Linked DNA regions of Mus musculus: regions 1 and 2 are each linked to region 3. A link is a loop called in an ENCODE intact Hi-C map of the cell type or tissue named here. Cell type or tissue: heart. All regions are shown on one strand. Region 1 overlaps Znrf3 (zinc and ring finger 3). Region 2 has its middle 12 kb from the start of Gm11963. Region 3 has its middle 31 kb from the start of Emid1.

Region 1 (8,000 bases), 110 kb before region 3:
GTTTGTGTCTTCCTTGAAGTTCCTATGGCACAATTATTTGGCTGTCTTAAATTGTTCACAGATGTAACTGTGTAATTGAATGTTTTCATACCAGTAACCACCATTTCTGTTAAGTTGTGGATGTACGTGTTATTTAGTTATTGGCTACCAGAGCAAAATATCAGTCCTTCCACCTACGAGAGTAAGATAGGAGAGAAGGGTTGACAATCCTTTCATCCAGGCTGCATACCATGGAGCATTGACCCAAACAAAGCCTGCTTCACAGCAGGAAAGGTCTATGCATTGCTTTGGAAGACTTTCTAATGCTGGGCAGTCTGGAGATGCCCAAACATGAATATGCTTCACATGCGTCACAGATAGCTCTAGAACATGCAGAGCTTCCAGATGAAAGCAGCCAGGAAAACAGATCATTTCGGGAAAGCCACTCTAGATACAGGATAAGCAATCTTGTGTTCTTCACCTCTTGCCCTATACCCCTGAACTAAACACCAACCTTCCTGGTGCTGCCCACAGGAGTGGTATTGTTCCACAATCATCACATGCAGACGACGTGCTCCATAAGGACAAAGATCTGTCACTGTCTTCTGTTCAGTGCTATATATGTTCCCAGGACTTAGCACACGTAGTAACTGACTAATAACTACTGTTGAACAGCTAAATTAGTAAATGGTAATGCAAATGGAATTAGACCATTCCTCACTGCTATGTTAATTATGTTGAGATGGCCTGGGGACATCTGTTTTGTTAGGCCTTATGGAGTATATAAATGCAACCTATAACATCTACCTTTTGACCCCTAGGAGTCTCTGTTATCCACAGAACATGTATAGTACCTGAGTGAGGTGTTTGCCTGTAGGACCACTCAGATATTTTAAGGACAGGTGCCACAGAGAACATAGCTATCTCTTGCCTGCCTATGTTGTTCATTTATGTCATCTTACTTTGTCATTAGTACAATTGAATGAAATCTAAGAAGCATATTCTGTGAAGATTCTTAATAATCTTCCTGTTTCTTTAGTAGTATTTCTCTATCTTAAGGAAATTGGAATGAAAGTCAAGATCCATTTAATGTAATAGTAGAAAACAGAAATAGTACAGATATCAAAAATACATGAGAAGGATCCAGGCCTAATGGTGAAGGACGAGTGAGGTCCAACTACAGCCCTCCAAAAGGAGTAGTCTATGAAGGGACATATCATCATTGGCACACACCTTTAATCCCAGCACTCAGAGACAGAGGCAGGAGGATCCCTGTGAGTGGAAACCAGTCTGGTGTGTACCTAGTAAGTTTCAGGACAGCCAAGGCTACATAGTGAGAGATCTTGTCTCAGAAAAAGCAAATTTACAGCATGTGGTCCATACCTGTAATCTCAGCACTTGAGTTGCTTAGGCAGCAGGATCATAAGTTCAAGAGCAGCCTAGGCTACAAAATAATACTCTCTTTAAAACAAACAAACAAACAACAACAACAACAAAACAGGGCTAAAGAGATGCTACTGACTGTTCTTGCAGGCGATCTGGGTTTCCATTCTCAGCGCCACAGAGGAGCTTACAACTGTCTGTAACTCCAGCTCCAGGGGACCCAACACCCTCACAGACATGAATGCAGGTAAAACACTAGTGTAATACAAACACATAATCATAGACACACACCCACACACAAGTTGATTGGAACTCTTATATGTTAGAATTTCCCATAAGTAGCTGACACATACATCAGCTATGGACAGCTTGTTACCCTATCATCCAGAACTCAGAGCAATGGTTTGTTACTGCCCTCTCCTGTGAACCCAGCTTGCCAGTGACCCTCCCCTGGCCAGGGTCACCAGGCTGTCTTTCCCATCCTTTCTTTCAGGTAGCTTTATCTTGAGAGTTTTTAAAGCATTAGGGGTATAGTACTATAATATAAATACTGGTCACAAGACTGGAAATCTTCTACCTAGGTTTTAGATTAGTTTGAAATACAAATAGGCAGGAAGTTGACTAGATAAAATTGGAAATTATCTAAGATAAGAAAATTCACTCAAAGAATTTGACCCTTCAGGTTTTTAAAATTATATTGAGTCAGGAGGAAAAGTGTAACCAAGCAATATTTGATGATTTTAAGATAAAACGAAAAAGAAAACTCCGTTTGTAAATGAAGATTACTCGTGGCCTTTTCTTGAGGATTAAGCAACTCAGGATTACATCCCCTGCCGTCACAGTCTTTTCTAAAGCCATCTCTCAACAGGCAAGATTTCAATAGGATCTCCTCTCATCAGTTCTGATATGTGCAGGAAATACAGATTAATTCAGTAACATATAATTTTTGTTTTGTTTTTTTGAGACAAGGTTTCTCTGAGTAGCTCTGGCTGTCCAGAAACTCTCTGTTGACCAGGCTGGTCCTGAACTCAGATTCGCCTGCCCTTGCCTCCTGTGTGCTAGGATTAGTGTGTGCCACCACCAACCAGCTATTTTACATGTTTTAAAAAAAAAGTTTCACATGGTCCAAACTTCCCTCAAACTCTCTATGTTGCTGGGATGACCTTGAACTTTGGAATCCTCCTGCCTCTACCTCTCAAATGCTGGAATTACAGGCACCATACCTAGTCTTATGCAGTACTGAGGATCACTTTATATAAAGTGCTAGGGTTTCATGCATGGTTGGCAAATCTACCCACTGTGTTACATCTCCAGCCTCAATAAATATAATTTTAATATAATTCACTGAAAATTAAGCATCCCTCAGCCACAATATTTGCCCTTAGAGTCCGTGCATTAGTGAATTGTGCTGTAGATGGAATTCAAGCAGTTTATTCTCTACCTGCCTGCCTCACCAAAGAAAGCAAGTATGCTTTAAAGCATCTTCTGTAAGGCTGCAAGTGGAGCCCAGTGTAGAGCACATACCTGGCATGGATGAGGCCCAGGGCTCACCCCCAGCTCTGTGGTGTCTGTCCTGAATGGACCGTGCCTCTGGAACGAATGAACATCCATGTTCCTATGGAACAAGAAATGCTGGGAAGCCCAGGAGGCCCTCTGGCTGTGAGTTTCCCTGAGGCACATTCCAGGAAGGCATTCCCTACCCAGGTGCTGCAGTCACTGCCAACCTCTCCAGGTGCACCAGCATCAAAGCTGGAGGAACAAGCACTCCCAGTCAGGACATCCCTGAACTCACACTCCCACAGGGACTCTCTGATATGCTGGAGCCCTGGCTGAAAGCAAGGTTAAAAACATCAGAGGCTCTCTTTATTTCGTCCTCTAGGAATGGAATTTGTGAAGAAGCCTAGGGTACCACTGGGGCAGAAACACTAGTACCTGCTCAGAAAGTCTCTGAGCTACTGCCCTAGGGAGCTTAATGGAAGAGAACAAACTTGCCACCTAGGCTTCTGCAGGGCCATGGCTGTTCTGAGGTTGGGACTACAGAGATTCAGTGACTTATGTACGATGCAGTGATAGAGCACTTGCTTGGCATAAACAAAGCCTGGGCTTGACCCCCCCACACACACACAGCCCGCGCTATCTAGAAGAAAAAGAGACACTGAACCTCACTGGTCACTTGGGATCACTGACTGTAAAACAATGAGGTGGTCCTCAGGCAACTTTCTGATTGTTCAGCCTCAGTTAGTTTTTAAGGAAGCTGCCCATAGGGCAAGGACAAATTCTATAGCACCGTACCCAGGATTCCAGGGTTTCTTAAACTACCAAGGAAAATACTTTATCCCCAATATCACCGAATTTTGACTTGCTGGTCCTAAGTTCAGGGAATTGGCTTAAAAAGCAACGGGGTGACACTGCCCTCTAGTGGTCCAGTAAAGTATTTGCCCGTTGGGTTTGTGCACCTGTCAGCACAGGTTATTTCTGTGGAAAGCATTTGGATTTATTCTCATACTCTTGGGCCCATGGTGATGTGACTTCTGAGCACTGGCTGAAATTGCCCATCCGTTAGCTGTTTTGGGAATTTGCTTTGTTTTCCCTGTATTTTTTTTAGAGTGGCTGTCTCTGTTACAAGAGTTCAAGTCCTAAAAGCAAGGATCAATCTCGTGTCTCTTCTGAAGCCTCAACTCTGTTGTTCACTTAGCTGGAGATAAAATTAGAAAGTTCATTGAGGTAGAAAGGAATCTTTTCTCCCTCCCTGCCCCAACAACAAAAAAATTCTATCACTTCTCATTTGTTTCTAAGCCTTCTTGTCTTGTTCCTCTGACCTCTAGTTTTCCAGCTGGTAGGATTATCTGAGTCCCTGAGAGCTTACAGAACTCAGCTTCCTGGGCCTGCCTCCAGCCCCACTGAACCAGTCTCTGTGGTTGGAGCCAGGAAATCTGCTTTACAAACTTCCCAAGTGGTTTTTGATGTGCAGCCTAGCTTGGCAGCCAACTGCTCTAAATCCCCACTTATTGTTTATTATAACTCCCCCCCCCCCAGACTCCAGAGGTCTTCATCTTGTGTCACAAGTTAAAAGTGACCATCTTGAGATTCATTCAGAAATAGTCAACATGCTATCTTAACTGGATGGCATGGGAAGGAAGAAAGGACCACAAGAGACAAACCAAAAGCATTTACTCTGGTTGCCAGGGGCAGCATGTTTATAGCAGAAATACCAAACCAATACCGCTGTGCTGGCTGGGCAGGCTGCCCATCTATAGTCTTGTTTTTAATGTTCCAGCTAGATCGGGGGTCGGGGAGAGACAGGCTTCTGCAGGAGCCAGTGACTCATTCCCACCCATTCTAAGTCTTCAGGCTCTTAGGAAGAGAGGACAAAGTAGGTGGCATTGTCTCCTGTTTTGCAGATGAGAATGCCAGAGCTTAGGGAAGAGGATCAACTTGCTCAGGGGCACAGACATTGCTTGTTGTCCCGTTGTGCATTCTGAAGCCATGCCTGATTTATAAGGCCAGTGTTGGCAGTCAGAGGACAGAGTTGCTAACCTGCTCTTTTTCACTCCACCAGGCCAAGAGAGCAGTTCAGCGGGGAGCTACTGCAGTTATCTTTGATGTATCTGAAAATCCAGAAGCCATCGACCAGGTAAACCACCACTACAGCCAGTCCTACCATCTGCCGAAGAGGCATTTGCTTTGGCCATCTTGAGTGGCAGTGTTTTGACACCCTTGTCTAAGATCCTTGTACTTGTCTGCTGAAGTACTCTGTCTGTGTTTGAGTATCAGGTATGATACCTGAGAGAGGCATATGGAAAGGAGTTGTGGGTGGAGGGTTAGGCATGAGGGACATTTTCAGAGTTTCTGGGTTTTGGGGTAGCTCAGCCCATCTTAAAACAAGTATAGCATCCTATCCTAGCCTTTCTGGAAACCCCAAGGCTATAATTCTTGAAGACTTCAAGGATTCCCAAATAGAGATGTAGCATTCTTTTCTTCCTCTCGTGTGTGTGTGTGTGTGTGTGTGTGTGTGTGTGCGTGCGTGTGTGCGTGTGCTTGCCCTTGCATGTACAAACCAAGAGCTCTACCCCTGAGCCCCATTCCAAATCCTCTTCTTAGATAAGCATGTCTTTAACTGTGCCGCTCTTCTTTGTCAGCTAAACCAAGGCTCAGAAGACCCTCTTAAGAGGCCAGTGGTGTATGTGAAGGGTGCAGATGCTATCAAGCTGATGAACATTGTCAACAAGCAGAAAGTAGCTCGAGCAAGGATCCAGCACCTCCCTCCTCGAGTGAGTGGCAGCCTCTGTGTTGTCCTGTCTGTGCTTTTGTTTCCTTTGAGCTTTCAGCCTTCTCATCCCTGTATCTACAATGCTGGTGTAATGTAGGTTCCTACAGGGTGAGCTCAACTATGGCACAGGAGGACAGAGAGATTTTCACCCATGTTTCTTTATTTGTAAAACTGTGTAAAAGCTTATGGAAACAGACACTGTATGCTATAAAGTCTGGTTTCTCCAACCTGGCATAGCCCCTTTGCAGTTCATTCTTTTAAGGAACAAGCCGAGAAAAATGAAGGATGACACTGTAGCACTTGGCTTTCTTTGTTTCCTTTTCTCCATCTGATCTAGAGATGAGAAAAAACCTATACTTCCTCCTTTCAATCATATAGATTACTCACTTGAAATTCCCTGACTCACAAATAAGAATGTTAAGAATTACTCAAAACATTAGAAATTACTCAGGCCTCATACTGACATTTTGGTGACAAGTAGTGGCCAGACGCCTCTTCAGTGTGCTGAAGCAGTATTACTGCCCACTGATACTTCACCCCAAGAAAAGAAACCAGGGAAGCATGCAGAACTGACGTCATCTCCTCAGCCTTGGACTAAAGCATTCTAGAAGTCTGGGGCTAGTGCCCTGCGTATGTTTTCTTTCCTCTCCACGGTTACTGAACTGTTCCTATGTGGGATGATTCTTCCCTGTACCAAGTATCTGGGTAGCACAGCATCTCACTAGGGTCCTCTTCTTATTGGCTAAATGCATGTTTTAGGTGAAGTAGCTTCAGGTGACAGAAGGCACTGTTCTGCACAGAAGAGATAAAGACAGCCGGGTGAACCTCAGTTGGTAGAAGGCTTGCCTAGTATCCACAAAGTGTGAAGGTCATTCCCCAGCACTATATAACCACTATGGTGGCACAACTGTGATCTCAGTACTTAGAAGGTGGTGGCTATAGAGTTAGAAAGCCATGGTCATTTTCAGTTCAGCTAGGTAGAAGACCAACCTAGAATAAACACTGCCTTGCACCCCCTACATCACCCCAAGAAAAGAAACAAGGGAAGTTTACAGAACTGGCTTGCTGGCTTCTTTTTGAAGGAAAGAGGAACATTGGTAAATGTGACTCATTGTAGTCGAAGCTGATATTTGTGGAAGAGTGTACAATTTTCTAAGTTGTTGTAAACCATTAAATATATCATTAGTAATCACTGGTCCCTCAAAACACATCACTCCTTTGTCTATACTGTGATATTTGTGTTTATAATCACAGTTTAGAGGGGCTTTTCTCACTAGTTATACCAAATGTTGCAGTGTTTTAATGGGAGGCCAAACTCAACAAATGGCTCTCTCAGCTACTAGAAAGAAAGCCTTGGGCCATTTTAGCTCCCCACCCTCATCCTGGCCACACTAAAGGCACCATCACTGTGCATGTGAGCTTCCTACACACTGAGGGACCTGTCCTCATCCTTCTACTCCATTTCCCAACTAGGACTGACAACCATGTGCACACCAGTTAGGCCAAAGAGAACATGGTTCATGGCATTTGTGTTCTATTCTAGCAACCCACCGAGTACTTTGACATGGGAATTTTCCTGGCCTTCTTCGTCGTGGTCTCCTTGGTCTGCCTCATTCTCCTTGTCAAAATCAAGCTGAAGCAACGTCGTAGTCAGGTAACCCTAGGAGTGACCTGTGAACCCCATTACCCTGTTCCTGATGACAGCTGGGGAACCAGGTGTAGTGGCACACTCTTTTAATCCCAGTACTTGGGAGGCAGAGGCAGGTGGGTCTCCGAGTTCAAGGCCAGCTTAGTCTACATAGTGAGTTCCAGTAGAGTCAGGGCTGCTACGCAGAGAAACCCTGTCTCTCAAAACTTAAAAACAAAAAAAAGAAAAGAAAGTTAGGGATCTGACCAGCCTGTTGTCTATGGCACCCAAACTACCTCAGTGGCTTGGAGGGTACCAGACCTCAAGTACTGAGCCCCCATGTGGAGAAGAGCAGGCTTGTCCACAAAGGCCTCAGCATTGAGGGTGTTCCAAACTAGTATTTTGAGGGAACTGTTTAAATAAATGCTGCTTTGGAGCATGAGACCTTGCTCCTTTAGTAGATCTGAGGTTGGTAGAAATAAAGACGGTCAGGCTCCTAGGTCTTATGATGAAATTTGCCTCTGCCAGGTCCATCTGTTAAATGTTGATGAACAGGTAGCTATAGCTAGTACTCTAGCAATCCCATCACTGTGGCTTACAAGAGAGAAGTACCTATAGGCAGAGGATGGTGAGAGGGAAAGCAGGAGACTAGACTTTGAGATATGTGGCGGTGTGACATCTTGGGAGAAAGGGCACCTTAGATAGTGACTGTCAAAAGGAGGTTACAGTTGTCAGGAGGGT
Region 2 (8,000 bases), 290 kb before region 3:
CTGTGGCCTCCACTCCAGGCAGGTGGCCAAGGATGTTTGGCGGGGCAGGTGGGACTAGGCACTAAGTTTAGGGCAGGTGGAGAGATGGAGATAATAAATTGGTAAGAGCGCACTTTTCCAGGTGGGGGATATCGCCCCCAGCAACTGTGCCTAGAAGGTAAGTTGTAAAGTAACAACCTGTGTGTGCCTTTTATCCAAGGATTCGGGGAAGCCGGGTGGGAGCTGGGATCATGGTCAAAGGCAGGTAGTACAAAGGGCCAGAGTGCAGCCCGTCCCAGGCAGAGGCGGTGGCATTTAAAACTACGTGCAACGTGTGTGTAGATCAGAAGAAAACTTAAAGAAGCCAGTTGATTCCAGAGATCAAGCTCAACTCCTGAGGCTCAGCAGCAACCCGCCCTGAGCCATCTACTCTAGTGAGTCATTTGATCTTTCACTTGCCCCTTGTCTGGAATGCAGATGAGATGGGAAAGATGGAGCAGCCGTCTTGTGACCACGAAGGGATGGGTCCAGCATGACAGTGGTGAGGGTCAGGGCTAGGTGGTCAGAAAGGACAGACAGATGTGAAGTGAGTTTCTGCTGGCAGCACACAGCCACAGCTCACAAGCCCAGAATGCCCATTTCTGGGTTTTTATCATACGGGAAGAGCCAACCCATTCTTTGGCTGGGTTTTCGGCTACAAAGCCAAACCAATCAATAGCTGGTAGAAAGGCTGAGCTACAGATATATTTTAAGCTGGGGCACTACACGTGGCTCTAGGGCCTGGAGAGATGGGAATTAGAAGCAAATGCTGAACTTGTATCAGGCCAGATCACAGAGCCTTCTGGGGAACCCAGGCCCTGGGCCTTAGACCGAGAGTGCCATCCTTCAAGATAAACAATGTGTAAATGAATCATTTTAAAGGAAAATTCTCCTGCCTTTCTCCCCACATCCCATAGTAGTCACTAAAAGCACTTTAAATTGTTGTTTGTTTCTACTGACCAGCTTTAGATTCACTATGTAGTTCCGGAAGGGATTGAACGTGGAGCCTCCTGTCTCCATCTTTGGAGGCCTGGAATTACGGGTGTGTGTTACCACTGCCAGGACAAATAGTGCTGGAGATTCAGTGTTGAGAGACCACATCTTCTTATGTGTAGGACTGTGGGTCTAGTATGTAGCAATGCAAGCATGCACACACACACACACACACACAGAGTCAATTTAAGATTGTCTGGTGGCACACCCCTGTGATCCACTCATAGTGAGACTCTGTCTCAAAAACAAGAGAAAACAATCCAGTCTCTACCATGCCAGCCACTCTTCAGACACTCGATAATCAATATTGGTATATTTGCATGATTTAGGTTGCTTTTTTTTTTTTTCAGACGGGGTTTTGTTTTGTAGCCCAGGCTGCCTTCAGATTCAAGGTCCACGTGCTCTGTCTCCCCCACGCTGGGATTGCAGGTGTGTAGTTACACTCAGCTTTCTGGTGCCTCTTTATAGACAACATTCTCCTTACAGAACACCCTGCTCAGGAATGGTGAAAAGACACTGGACTTAAACATGGGTTTACTCTGTGCCCTGAAAGTCCACTCCTTGGCACAGGGCAACCAGTCAATGTTAGACCACAGCCATGTTCAAGAACCTTCTAAGCTGCACCTGGTGGCACTTTAGTCCCAGCAGAGACAGGAGAGGTAGGCAGCCTGATCATCATAAATTCTGGGCCAGGCATGACTACATAGAGACACACCCACCCACCACCTACCCCCCCCCCCAAAGAAAGAAGAAACAATTTCTAATTTTATGTAGAAAGCCCTCGAACTGAACCTAACTCCCCATCAACATGATACAAGACTGCTATTAAAAAGTTCAGAGGAAAAAAAAAAAAAAGTAGCCAGGTGGTGGTGGCACACGCCTTTAATCCCAGCACTTGGGAGGCAGAGGCAGGCAGATTTCTGAGTTCGAGGCCAGCCTGGTCTACAGAGTGAGTTCCAGGACAGCCAGGGCTATATAGAGAAACCCTGTCTCAAAAAACCAAAGAGAGAGAGAGAGAGAGAGAGAGAGAGAGAGAGAGAGAATGCTGCTCTGAAAAAAAAAGTTCAGAAACAGCTTAGGTCACAGTAATGAAAGGATAGAAAGGATAATGTTCACTTCAAGGTAGCTGCTGAGAGGCAGGGGCATGGTCTGCCTTTTCTTTCTTTCTTTTTTTAAAAAAATATTTATTTATTTATTATATGTAAGTACACTGTAGCTGTCTTCAGACACTCCAGAAGAGGGAGTCAGATCTCGTTACGGATGGTTGTGAGCCACCATGTGGTTGCTGGGATTTGAACTCTGGACCTTTGGAAGAGCAGTTAGGTGCTCTAACCCACTGAGCCATCTCACCAGCCCATGGTCTGCCTTTTCACAGTAATCATGATTACCTGTGTTAGCTGACTCTGGTGGCCACAATACAAAAGTCCAGATGTAGGGTTGAGGAGCCAGTGGGAAGAGCTGGCCACTGAGGTGTCATGGCCTAAGGTTGCATTCCCAGAGTCCACATAAAGCCAGACAGGACAGTGCAATTCAATCATTCCTCTGGTGAGATGGGAGGTGGAGATAGATGCTCCCTGGGGACTCATGCCTGGGGCAACTCTGTAAGCTCAGTGGTAAACAGGACACCCTGCCCCAAGCAAGGTGGAGGGAGGGAGGGAGAGAGAGAGAGAGAGAGAGAGAGAGAGAGACCCTTTCACAGGGGTCATCTAGGAAAACAGATATTTACATTAGGATTTGTAACAATAGCAAAATTGCAACAAAAATAATTTAACGGATAGGGGTCACTACAGCATTAGGGATAGTATTAAAAAGGGCCACAGCATCAGGCACTGCTCTGAATGATGTCTGGAAGTTCAAGGTCGAGGCTCTGCCCTGACTTGGTGTCTGGTGAAGGCTCTGTCTATGCCTTCAGAAGGCCACCATCTTTCGGTTTGATCACATGGCCTCCTTGCTCTCACAGTGAGGATGGACAATGAGGAGCAACCCCGAGTTTCCAGGGGTCTCCGCTTCTGCTTGCTTTGGCATAGGCTAAGTTCAACAGTAAATGCAACCCATGTCTTATGGGCCAGATTCTCCCTCTGGAAATCAGGTTAGCCTTGGTCCTCCTGGTCCTGGGTGCTAGGATTATTAGTGTGTGCCAACTCCTTGGCTTGGCATCTGTTTTTTTTTTAAGATTTATTAATTATTATACATAAGTACACTGTAGCTGACTTCAGATTCGCCAGAAGAAGGCGTCAGATCTCATTATGGGTGGTTGTGAGCCACCATGTGGTTGCTGGAATTTGAACTCAGGACTTTCCAAAGAGCAGTCAGTGCTCTCACCCACTGAGCCATCTTGCCAGCCCCTTGGCGTCTGTTTTTTAAATGAATGGAATCCTATTAGAGCAGGTCATCCTCTTACGACTTAATTATCTAAATTACTTCTTTATAGCCCATCTCTAAATGTAGCCACTTTGTGGGGTTTGAGCCTCAAAGGTGGATTTCAGAGGACATGGGTATTCAGGCCTCGATGTGCCTTTGGTGAGTGTTTTAGAGTTCTTGAACTACTCGCTGTTTCTCTTCAGGAAAGTGGGGTGCAGGGGTACGTACCATCCTCTCAGCACTTGGGAGGCAGAGGCAGGAGAATCAGGAGTTTAGTCATCCTTGGTCATGTGTTAAATTTGAAGTCACATAGAAAGCTCAAGACAGTCTCATGAAATCCTCCCTCTCCCAAGCCAGAGGGCAGTGTAGTTTCTTCTCTTTTCTCTCCACGGCGGCGAGCATCTCGGAACTAAAAGTATAAGAGGTTAGAACTTCCCTACCATGCTGCCTCTGCTCTGGTGGCTCCCCTTCTCCCTAGGAATCCAGCCCTTCTCCACTGCCATACAGTTGGCTCAGAAGCCAATTTGGACACTGGAAAATGGTATCACATGCTGTTCTTTATTCGAACACCGGGGGGCAGTATAACCAACACATTGGAACACATTTGGTAACCTCGTTCCTGCTTATGTAAAACAAGTATAACTCTCTGGATTCCCTGGCTGCTTCTGAAACTTCAGCTCATAAAGTCAGGCTTCCTACCAGGATGGAGACACAACGGCCCATCAAAGAGTACAGCACTGCCTCACCTGTGAAATCTTGGATCTGTTGCTTTTGAATGACATGGATTATAAATATGGCTGGAGAGGTGGTGTCTTAGTCCGGGTTTCTATTCTTGCACAAATATCATGACCAAGAAGCAGTTGGGGAGGAAAGGGTTTATTCAGCTTACACTTCCACATTGCTGTTCATCACCAAGGAAGTCAGGACTGGAACTCAAGCAGGCTTGCTCAGCTTGCTTTCTTATAGAACCCAAGGCTACCAGCCCAGAAATGGTACCACCCACAAGGGGCCTTTCCCCCTTGATCACTAATTGAGAAAATGCCCCACAGCTGGATCTTATGGAGGCATTTCCCCAACTGAAGCTCCTTTCTCTGTGATAACTCCAGCCTGTGTCAAGTTGACACAAAACTAGCCAGTACAATTGACCCCTTGTCAACTTGACACACAAACACATCACTAGTAAGCCTAAACCCTTAATGTCTTATTCATCCCCAAGATCTTAAATAACTTTAAAGTCCCACAGTCTTTGCATATTAAAAGTTCAATCCCTTTAAAATATCCAATATCTTTTAAAATCCAAAGTCTTTTTACAATTAAAAGTCTCTTAACTGTGGGATCCACTAAAATAGTTTCTTCCTTTCAGAGGGAAAAAATATCAGGGCACAGTCACAATCAAAAGCAAAAATTAAACTCCAAATGTCCAATGTCTGGGATCCAACTCACAATCTTCTGGGTTCCTCCAAGGGCTTGGGTCACGTCTCCAGCCATGCCCTTTGTAGCACACATATTGTCTTCTAGGCTCCAGCTGCCTGTACTCCACTGCTGCTGCTGTTCTTGGTAGTCATCTCGTGGTACTGGCATCTCCAAAACACTGCTATCTTCAACTGTAACAGGCTCTCTTCATGATGCCAAGCCTCAACTCCTTTGCATGACTCCTTCAGTCCTGGGCCATCAATTGCAACTGAGGCTGCACCTTCACCAATGTTCTTCCATGACCTCTCACAATGCCGAGCCTCAGCTGCTCTGCGTGACCCCTTCATACCTTCAAAACCAGTACCACCTGGGTGACTCTTACACATTACCAAGTCCTGCTGCAGCACGAAGTAAAACCTTGGCTATCTCTGGAACACAGCCTCTGTGCTCTCAGAGAACCCTTCCCAGAAGATTTCACCTCAATGATACTGGTCTCTTCTTAATCACTGTTAATTTCTTAGGTCCAGATAACCAGCATCAATAGTCTCAGTAATGCCAAGTTTTCACTTTACTAGTTCTGGTATCTTGTTAATATCAGTTGATTCTTCAGCCCAGCTAACTAGAACCACAAAATAATCACATTCCAAAATAGCAAAGGCCCTGAAAAGAGTCTTTAATTTTCCCTCTGAATTTTCACAAGCCAGGCCTCCATTTTCTGCACTGTTCTCAACATTATCTTCCAAGCTCCTACACAACATCTCACAGAGCTCTTAACACCGAATGGATCTTCTGGCCCAAAGGTCCAAAGTCCTTCCACAGTCCTCCCCAAAACATGGTCAGGTTGTCACAGGAATACCCCAATATGCTGGTACCAATTTGTCTTAGTTAGGGTTTCTATTCCTGGACAAAACATCATGACCAAGAAGCAAGTTGGGGAGGAAAGGATTTATTCGGCTTACACTTCCATACTGCTGTTCATCACCAAGGAAGTCAGGACTGGAACTCAAGCAGGTCAGGAAGCAGGAGCTGATGCAGAGGCCATGGAGGGATGTTACTTACTGGCTTGCTTCCCCTGGCTTGCTCAGCTTGCTTTCTTATAGAACCCAAGGCTACCAGCCCAGAAATGGTACCACCCACAAGGGTCCTTTCCCCCTTGATCACTAATTTTAAAAATGCTCCACAGCTGGATCTCATGGAGGCATTTCCCCAACTGAAGCTCCTTTCTCTGTGATAACTCCAGCCTGTGTCAAGTTGACACAAAACTAGCCAGTACAGGTGGCATGCAATTGATAACCTGTCTGCTACTGATTAATGGATACCCAAAATGAGGGAAACTGAGGCAACCCAGCAGGTGGTAAGAAGGTCCTGAAAGTCAATTGCACCAGATAGCACACTCGCTGACCAAGGGTCTGCTGGGGACAAACTTATTATCCTCAACTTAAAGAACTCAAGATTCCTGGTCTGCTTTGTTGGCAGGAAAGTAAACTAAAGCACCAGGGGTCTATCGGGACATATGTGCGAGAAGGCTTTAAAATGTAGATATCGGGCTCATGATGATGGCGCACTCGGGAGGCAGAGGCAGGTCGCTCTCTGAGTTAGAAGCCAGCCTGGTCTATATTGTGAGTTATAGCTCAGCTTAGGGCTCTATGGTGATGCTTTCTCTCAGGAAAAAAGCTATAGGTGTCACATGTACCACTGCCATCCCCAGCCCAACTAGAGTGCTGAACACCAGAAATTGAGCCATATGTTAAAGATGCAGAACAAACTCGAGTGTGTGCCTGTCTGTTCTGAGACAGGGTCTTACTATTTTGTTTACATTGGCCTGACCTTATGATCCTGCTGCCTCTGTCTCCTTGGTAGTTGGGATTACAGGTTTGTGGCACTGCCTGGATAAACATTTCCCTTACTTTGTTTTTTAATCGTGTGAGAGTGTGTGTGTGTGTGTGTGTCTGTCGGTGTATCAGGGTCCACAGTTGTTATGATTCATGTGTCAGGCTCTGTGTGTGTGTGTGTGTGTGTGTCAGTGTGTATGTGTGTATGTGTGTGTGTCTGTCTGTCTGTCAGTGTGTCAGGGTTCACTGTTGTTATGATTCATGTGTCAGGCTGTGTGTGTGTGTGTAAGTGTGTGTGTGTGTCTGTCAGTGTGTCAGGGTCCACTGTTGTTATAATTCACGTGTCAGGCTGTGTGTGTGTGTGTCAGTGTGTGTGTGTCAGTGTGTATGTGTGTATGTGTCAGTGTGTGTATGTGTATGTGTGTGTAAGTGTGTGTGTGTGTCTGTCAGTGTGTCAGGGTCCACTGTTGTTATGATTCATGTGTCAGGCTGTGTGTGTGTGTGTCAGTGTGTGTGTGTGTGTCAGTGTGTATGTGTGTATGTGTCAGTGTGTGTGTGTGTGTCAGTGTGTATGTGTGTATGTGTCGGTGTGTCAGGGTCCACTGTTGTTATGATTCACGTGTCAGGCTGTGTATGTGTGTGTCAGTGTGTGTGTGTCAGTGTGTATGTGTGTATGTGTCAGTGTGTGTATGTGTATGTGTGTGTAAGTGTGTGTGTGTGTCTGTCAGTGTGTCAGGGTCCACTGTTTTTATGATTCATGTGTCAGGCTGTGTGTGTGTGTGTCAGTGTGTGTGTGTGTGTGTGTATGTGTGTATGTGTCAGTGTGTGTATGTGTGTGTGTGTCGGTGTGTCAGGGTCCACTGTTGCTATGATTCATGTGTCAGGCTGTGTGTGTGTGTAAGTGTGTGTGTGTGCCTGTCAGTGTGTCAGGGTCCACTGTTGTTATGATTCACGTGTCAGGCTGTGTCAGTGTGTGTGTGTGTGTGTGTGTGTGTGTGTAAGTGTGTGTGTGTGTCTGTCAGTGTGTCAGGGTCCACTGTTGCTATGATTCATGTGTCAGGCTAGCTGGCCTGAGACTTCTGGGGATTTTCTACCTCCCATCTTACAGGAGCACTGAGACTGCAGATGCATCCCACCACATCTGGATTTCACGTGGCCTCTGAGGTGGCAAACAAGTTGACATCCTCATGCTTGTATAGCAAGCACTTCACTTACTGAGACATCTCCCCAGCCTGCCTTTTCTTCTTTCTCCTGTGCTATTGAGACGGAAACTCAGGACCTTGTCTGTGACTGGGCTGTTTGCCTGGCCCCAGACTTTCAGGATTAATGATCAGGACAGCCACTCTGGAGAACTGTCAGCATTTATTTATTTATTTAGCTTGT
Region 3 (8,000 bases):
TATGAAAAAGAAAAGCTGGGGTCAGATGGACTGGACTGTCTGCTGGAGAAGCCAAGGCACCCCAGCAGCTCAGCATGTTTACAATACACATTTGAGCCGGAGGCAGGGTTATTGTATACAGCTGAACAGGAGGCAGGGATATTGTATACAGCTGAACGGGAGGCAGGGATATTGTATACAGCTGAACGGGAGGCAGGGATATTGTATACAGCTGAACGGGAGGCAGGGATATTGTATACAGCTGAACGGGAGGCAGGGATATTGTATACAGCTGAACGGGAGGCAGGGATATTGTATACAGCTGAACGGGAGGCAGGGATATTGTATACAGCTGAACGGGAGGCAGGGATATTGTATACAGCTGAACGGGAGGCAGGGATATTGTATACAGCTGAACGGGAGGCAGGGATATTGTATACAGCTGAACGGGAGGCAGGGATATTGTATACAGCTGAACGGGAGGCAGGGATATTGTATACAGCTGAACGGGAGGCAGGGATATTGTATACAGCTGAACGGGAGGCAGGGATATTGTATACAGCTGAACGGGAGGCAGGGATATTGTATACAGCTGAACAGGAGGCAGGGATATACACAGCTGAACAGGAGGTGAGGTTATTATATACAGCTGATCAAGAAGTGGAATTATTACACAGAACTAAATAAGGAGGCAGGGTTTATGATGTACAACTGAATGAGGAGGCAGATTTAGTTCATCTCTGTAGGAGCAGGCTCTGTAGGGGAGCTGGCTGCAGGCTGTAAGCAGCCGGGCAGAGAATGCTACGTAGACATTTTCTGTGCATATTGTCAACATTCACCCTTGACCTGAGGAAGGCTTTGGGTCCCTGTGAGCCTTCTTGCCGCAGAAGGCCTTCTACTCCATGGAGCTAAGGCACTGGGGTCCTTGGCATGGCCACGTGGATGTCAGCAACACCTAGTCACGCAGAATGTCGCTCACTTTCTGCACTCACCTACTGAGCCCACCCGGTGGCCGGTGTTCAGGAGTGTGCTTGTTTGGGGAGACAGGGTTTCTCTGTGTAGCCCTGGCTGTCCTCGAACTCACTCTGTAGACAAGGCTGGCCTCGAACTCACAGGCATCGGCCTGCCTCTGCCTCCTGGATGTTGTAATGAAAGACAAGCACCTCAGCGAGTAAAAGCGCTTGTCCCACACCTGACAGTCCTGGGAGCCACATGGGAAAAAGGGAGCAGCAGTCCCCACAGGCTGTCCTCTACCCACACAGACATAAGTTCCATGGTGTGCCCGTGCACCCCGCCCCCGTAAGTGTAATAACATTTTAAATGTAATAATAAGATGGCCACCAAAATTTCCACCAGCAAGATGACAAGCGGGTAAAAGTGCTTGCCACGCAAGCCTGGCACCTAATGTCAATATGCAGAACCCATGAACTCCCAAAACTTGTCCTCTGGCCTCCACATGCATGTGCATACGAGTGTGTGCGCGCTCGCGCGCGTGTGTGTGTGTGTGTGTGTGTGTGTGTATGTGTGTGTGTGTGTGTGTGCGTGTGTGCGCACGCGTGCGCACAGAACATTTTCAAAAAGAAACTTCAATTTTCCAAAACTTAGATGATATCATAAGCTACTGTGTTGACTTTTGCCCCCCAATAGTGAAGCACATGTGAGAGTCCTCCACCCAGGAGCCATGCAATAGCAGGCGCCTGCCCACACCCACAGGCCTTTGCTTGCTCGCAACCCTGCTGTTCACTACTTAATCCCTGCGGCAACTGCACGGATTAGGTCTTGTTTCTGTCCCCACTCAGATGGGAGAAACATGGCTCTGAGAGTTTAAATATCTCATCCATGAAGCACTAGAATCAGGCCTGACCCATCCTCCAGCCTGCTTGGTTTCCTGAGAGACAGCATGGCTGAGTCTGGGTTGTGGGAAATGGGAAGGAGCAATAGAGCGGGGAGCTGAGGGGACCCCCCCACCCCCAACACACACACACACACACACACACACACGCGCACACACACACACACACACACACACACACACACACACGCGCGCGCACACACACACACACACACGCACGCACGCACGCACACACACACACACACACACGCACGCACACACGCACTCGTGCCTTCCTGTGCATCCTGGCCCGAGAGAGCCCTAAGGAGAGAGGCTCTCCTCCCACAGTCTGCTCTGCCTCGGTCTCTCCTCAGGGGTCTGCCCAGCAGCTAGGGCAGCTGGCTCTTGGGGTTGTCTGTTCCCGCCCCACCCCCAGCTCCAAGCAGGAACCCAGACCCAGGACAGCTGGCCGCCCCACACTGTTTTCCAGAACCCAGGTTCTTTTAATTATAACCAGTTTGCCATCCTCAGCAATTCTTTGTTTCCCTCTTCTAATACCCGTGAGTTGGACTCCGCCCCCAGAGCCTCCCAGCCAAGCCCTGGGTTAAAATCATTTCCTTCCCACGCAGAGACCCCTCCAGTCTGTTAGTCTGTTAGTGGGTGAGGCACGGCGGGATTAACCACAGGGCCCTCTCCATTTTTGGTTATTTGCTAAGGCTGGGACTCTCCCTCCCAGAAACTCTCCTAGTCTGAGTCTATGACTGGGGACAAAGCAGAGCTGAAGAGTGCAGGACATGGGCTTGATGTCACACCTTGTGCGTGTAACATTAGCCAAATCACCTTCTTCTGCCAGGGAAACCAGGGATTTCCTACCAGAGACACATGACTGCGGACCTAGACTCGAGGGTCTGCTGCTACCGCTGGTTCCCAGACTCCAGTCAAGTGACCTTCTCTTCCAGCCCCTGAGCGCCTCCCACCCCCACGCCACTGCCCATGTGGTAAATTGGTTGAGCACAGCCTCATGTGGTGCACCAGAAATCCCTACATTTGGGAGGCTGAGAAAAGACGTGAGTTCAATCCCAGATTACGCCCTGTTAGTCAATGGAATACCTCATATTTAACTTGGCCGCTGCAGGCAATACCTGTGCTTTTTCTTTTTCTGATTTTGTTTGTTTGTTTGTTTGTTTGTTTGTTTGTTTGAGACAGGGTTTCTCTGTGTGGTCTGGTTGTCCTGGAACTCACTCTCTAGACCAGGCTGGCCTTGAACTCAAAGATTTGCCTGTTTCTGTCTCCCTCCTAAGTGCTGGGATCAAAGGTGTGCACCAACACACCCAGTCTTTTAAAAGTTTCATGTGCACTGGTGTCTTGCCTGCGTGCATGTCTGTGTGAAGAACTGGAATTTTATAGACAGTTCATGTAATGTACTGGTTTCCCCTCCGGGTGCTGGGAATTGAACCTGGGTCATCTAGGAAGAACAGCCCTTGCTCCTTTCTAACTGCTGAGCCATCTCTCCAGCCCTGGCCTCTGTATTCTTAATACAGATAGATTTTAGCAGTAACTAAGGATCGAAGACAGGAGGGGACCTGTTGTCGTAATGGATACATGGCCCATAGTCCCTATTCTTGTGGTTTGATTGATTTTTTTATTTTTTTAAAAAAGGGATCTCATCCAGATGAGACTGGCTTTGAACTTGCGATGTAGTCGAGGTTGGCCTTGAACCTGATTCTCTCCTATTTCCATCTCCTGAGTTCTGGGATTACAGATTTGTGCCTCCATGCCCAGCCATCAGTCCCTATTCTGCAAATAAGAGCTGAGTCACAAACCAGACTTCATGGGACTTTAGGTGATCTTGTTCTGGGGCAGGGGAAGGGAGGGGGCTGGCCTTGTATCGGATGACAAGATGACAAGCCAACAACACGTCCATAAGGGCAGTGTGCTTCTGAGAAAAGAACTGACCTGGTTCCTGTCAGTGACTGCTTTCCCCTCAGTGCATTCAATACATGCTGTGTGTGTGTGTGTGTGTGTGTGTGTGTGTTGGGCAGGAATGCCATGCTGTGTGTGTGTGTGTGTGTGTGTGTGTGTGTGTTGGGCAGGAATGCCATGCTGTGTGTGTGTGTGTGTGTGTGTGTGTGTGTGTGTGTGAGAGACAATCAGAGGACAACTTGCATGTGTTGGTTTTCTATTTCACAAGGTGGTTCCTAGAGTTAGAATTCAAGTTGTCCGATTGGCAGCAATCTCCTTTACCTGCTGAGCCATCTCGGTGGCCCTCTCCACTGCACCCGGGGCTGGCCAGCAAGCCAGGCCTTCCTGCCTCTGCCTCCTCAGGCCTGGGCTGCTGGTGTGAGCAGGTGTCTGGCTTTCTTACATGGGTGTGGATCTGGAACTCGGGTCTTTATGCTTGCTCAACAAGCACTTTCCCAGTTGAGCCAAACCCTCAGGCCCACAGCCCCACGGAGTGTCTCCTGCCTGCCATCTCAGGGCTTAATCTACCTTGCTGCTCCTGTTCCTTCAGAGAATTGCATTATCATTTGCTTCAGTTAAGGCAGTGGTTCCCAACCTTCCCAGTGCTGCGACCCTTTAATACAGTTTCCCATGTTGTGGTGACTCCCCAACCGTAAAATTGTTTTCATTACTACTTCATAGCTGCTGTTACTGTGATGAATCTTAGTGTAAATATTTTTGGAGCTGGACGGTTTGCCAAAGGGGTCTCGACCCACAGGTTGAGAACCACTTAATTAAGGGCCCAACCACAGAAAAACTTGAATGACCTTCATCTCCTTCAAGGCCCCAGGTGGGCAAACAGACGGGGTGAAGCACCTGGCCCAGCTGGCAGCCATGCTCAAGACCTGCAAGGCGCTGGCAGCCTCCACCCTGCAGAAGCCCTCGCCTCTGCAGCCTTGCTCACCAGCGCCTCCCTGTGGTGAGATCTGAGATTGTGCGGAAATGAAAGCTCGACTCGAGCTTCCAGGTAACCTGCATCCTCCGTTGAAGTCTTGGCCTCCAGGTCCTAAGCCTGGACATTGACTTTGCCCTTCTCCTTCTCAGGATGACAGAACCTCTCACACTTGGAGGTCATTTTCCGTTGCTCTGACCTTATTGTTGTGGTGTATTCGCCCGAGAAGACTGCTCTGGTCTCTAAGTCAAAAGAAAGCCAGCCTGCGACTACACTGGGTGTTTGGGATCCCAGTGTAATCTGGAGCTTTTCTCAGCTGAGCTTTTATGCACAAAAACAAACAAACAAGCAAACAACCATGACCTGGGTTGACATACTTCAGTTAACAAGAACAGTTAGCCATACGTGGAACTTCAGAAGCCATAAAATAAGGTTAGTACTGTTAGAGACCTTCCCAGAACTAAGGGCTTTGATGGATTTGATCTTTGTTTATGTTTGGGTTTTGTTTGTTTGTTTGTTTGTTTGTTTCTTGAGAAAGCGTCTCTCTGTATATAGCCCTGGCTGTCCTGGAACTCACTCTGTAGACCAGGCTGGCTTTGAACTCACACACTCACAGAGCTCAGCCTGACTCTGCCTCCTGAGTGCTGAGAGTAAAGCATGCGCCATCACTGCCCAGCTGGATCAGGTCTTTGTTTTGGTGTTGGCAGGTGGTGCTGTCTGCATGCTGAGTCTTCCAGCCAGAATGGCACTTCCATCATGGAGTCAGCTGTGTTACAGTCTGGGACCTGTTACACTATAAGACTTATCACCGTCCCCTCACACTGCCCACGGGTTTATCAGTTCGTGTCTCTGTAACAAATAGCCAACAGAAACAAGGGGGGAAGAGTCTTTCCTTCATGGTTTCTGAAGTCCAGTTCCTTACACTGAAGAAGGCACAGTGGGGAGTTGTGGTTACAGAGGCGAGGACAGGAAAGGGTTCATTTAGAATGAGGCTTGGAGCCAGAGCAGGTTTTGAAGAGCACTCTTGCTGCCCATCAGAGAGCTCAGCCCATCAGCAAGAGCATGATCGTCCATGCCTCATCTGTGTTGCTGACACAGGTATCAGGACCTCTACAGGAAGAAATCACATTACATAACAGTCTTATGTCTTCCATATTTCTTCAGTTTTGTCTCTTAAAAACATTTATATTTGTGTGTGTGTGAGAGAGAGAGACTTTGTGCGTTTTTGTACACTGAATGCATGCACACAGCCAGAAGAGGGTGTCAGGTCCCTGGAAACTGGTGGTACAGGTGGTTGTGAGCCACCATGCGGGTACTAGGACCTGAATCCTCTATGAGTGCAGCCAGTGCTCTCTCAACTGATTCGTCATCTCTCCAGCACCATTGTCTTATTTATTATTGTGTGTGTGTGTGTGTGTGTGTGTGTGTGTGTGTGTGGTGGGGTGCTGGGGTGGCAGGTATGTGCATGTAAGTGTATGTATCTTCTGGAGGTGGACTTAGAGGTGGTTGTAAGCCATCCAATATGGGAGGGTGCTCAGCAAGTGCAGTTACTCCTACCTGCTGAGCCTCCCTCAGCCCCTTTAAAGAAGGCCTTGTTAGGCTGCCCAAGTTAAAGAGTGCACACGTGCATGACTGTGTGTGTATAGGCACTAAAGCCCCAGCTAGGCTGTCAGTGAGCACCTCTGGAGGGGCATGAGGAGGAAGGGGATTGGGGAGCACCAATGGAGGGGCAGGAGGAGCACGGGAGCATTCCCACTTTATTTGATGTGTTTATATGTGGCTCAAGTAGTTTGCATTTATGAACTACATGTGCCATTTTGAAAATACAATGACATTGATCTTTAAAAAGGATGGGAGGCACAAGAAAGCAAGGGCAATCTAAGTGTCCCCGTCATTCAGAAGAAAGCAGCCATGTGTGTTTCCAGAGCACCAAGGAGAATATGTGCCCTGCTTGGACAAGTCACCTGGAGGTGTTCCAAAGCTACTGGTCTGGACCCATTTTGCGGTCCTGCATTACTTATGCCACTGTCCTGCCTCACCCCAAGTCACCCCCAGAGACACCTGCTGAGACAAACAAAGCTTGTCCCCAAAGCCAGCAGAATGTTCAGTTACTAGACCAAAAGTCCTTTTCTTTGAAAACTACAAAATAAACATCTCCAGCCCCATCCTTCCTCCCCATGTGCTGGCAGTCCAAGTTTATGTCTTTGGAAAGAGAAAGGAGAACAAGAAAAGAGAGGGGGGAAAAAAGAGCTCCAGCAAGCTCCCCTGTCCTCCCAAGCAGATGGCACCAAGTCAGTAATGAACTCTCCACATTTGGGACGTTTGATCTACCAGTGGGTCTGCAGCAAGCGGGAAAGCTGCTGAGGGAGGCTTCAAGGCCACGGGATGCTCTCTGGAAGGATGCTGGCAGCGTCTTTTAAATTGAATCAGGCTCTAGGGACCTATCGCCAGAAAGCTTCCCACACCAACCCTCGAGGCGCAAACACAAGAGTGCAGGGCTGACTTGCAGCCTTGATGGTTTGTTAACACCTGAGGGACTGTTTCTGGCTAAGCAGGACAAGTATACGATTTCATTTAACCCTGAGGGGCAGCAGTCACAGTCAGGCCTTCTCTGGGGTGTAACCAGGGACTGAGAAGGCCAGCTGTCATCAAATGCACCCTGACTATGAAATTCTGTCACCAAAGGCTCAGCCTTCTCTCTCTCTCTCTCTCTCTCTCTCTCTCTCTCTCTACCTGGGACTGAGCCCAGAGAGCGGAATTTGTTCCTAAGCGTCCATGTTTGGCAGTTTTTTGTCTCTGTAACAAATATTTGAGGATAAACATTGAATCAAGGCTTTGTGGGGCTTGGAGATTTGGAAGTTTGGCCTGTGGTCAGTCAGCCCTGCTCTGCTCTGGGCCTGTGCAGTGCATCCCAGTGAGAGCTTGTGTTAAGGAAAAACCTGCTCACCTTTTGGCCAGGCAGCAAGAGAAGAAAAGGGGTCAGGTTTGCAACAAATCCCCTTCAAGGACACACCCCAAATGACATAAAGACCTTCCAAGAGGACCTACCCTTTAAAGGTACCACCACCTCTCAATAGCAACAAACGGGGAAGCCACGCCTTCCACACATGGCTTTGGGAGGCATTGCAGACCTAAACTGTCAGTTTAACTGTGGCTTTGCCTCCATGGTCAGTGTCATCTCCACAGAGGCTGCTAGAAAGAACCAGACTAGAAAGATGGGGGTGAGAAAAGGGGTTCCACCTGTGCTATGGGGGAGCCACCATCCATGGTGGGTGAAAACTTTCCAGTCTGCTGCTA

What was found. A loop is a pair of places that touch in the nucleus more often than their neighbours do. Peaks named below come from ENCODE experiments on the same cell type or tissue, not always from the same donor. Only the 100,000 strongest peaks of a DNase experiment are listed, where the experiment ranks them.
Region 1: a loop joins it to region 3, with 9 times the contacts of the local background. A loop is called at or near these places in 14 of 42 quality-filtered maps.
Region 2: a loop joins it to region 3, with 9 times the contacts of the local background. A loop is called at or near these places in 19 of 42 quality-filtered maps.

The regions. Positions count from the first base shown.
Region 1 is chr11:5,286,659-5,294,658 of GRCm38, reverse strand. Znrf3 (zinc and ring finger 3) reads left to right here. Exons shown (of 9, transcript NM_001080924.2): 3 at 4,922-4,996; 4 at 5,502-5,633; 5 at 7,176-7,286. Among named protein-coding and RNA genes, the nearest start is that of Kremen1, 29 kb to the right of the region's middle. In heart, no CTCF peak of the experiment used is centred here; no DNase peak of the experiment used is centred here.
Region 2 is chr11:5,470,304-5,478,303 of GRCm38, reverse strand. No RefSeq gene overlaps it. Among named protein-coding and RNA genes, the nearest start is that of Gm11963, 12 kb to the left of the region's middle. In heart, a CTCF peak has its summit at 3,938 (motif pointing right); no DNase peak of the experiment used is centred here.
Region 3 is chr11:5,178,759-5,186,758 of GRCm38, reverse strand. No RefSeq gene overlaps it. Among named protein-coding and RNA genes, the nearest start is that of Emid1, 31 kb to the right of the region's middle. In heart, a CTCF peak has its summit at 4,726; a DNase peak (open chromatin) is centred at 4,708; H3K27ac peaks cover 1,440 bases.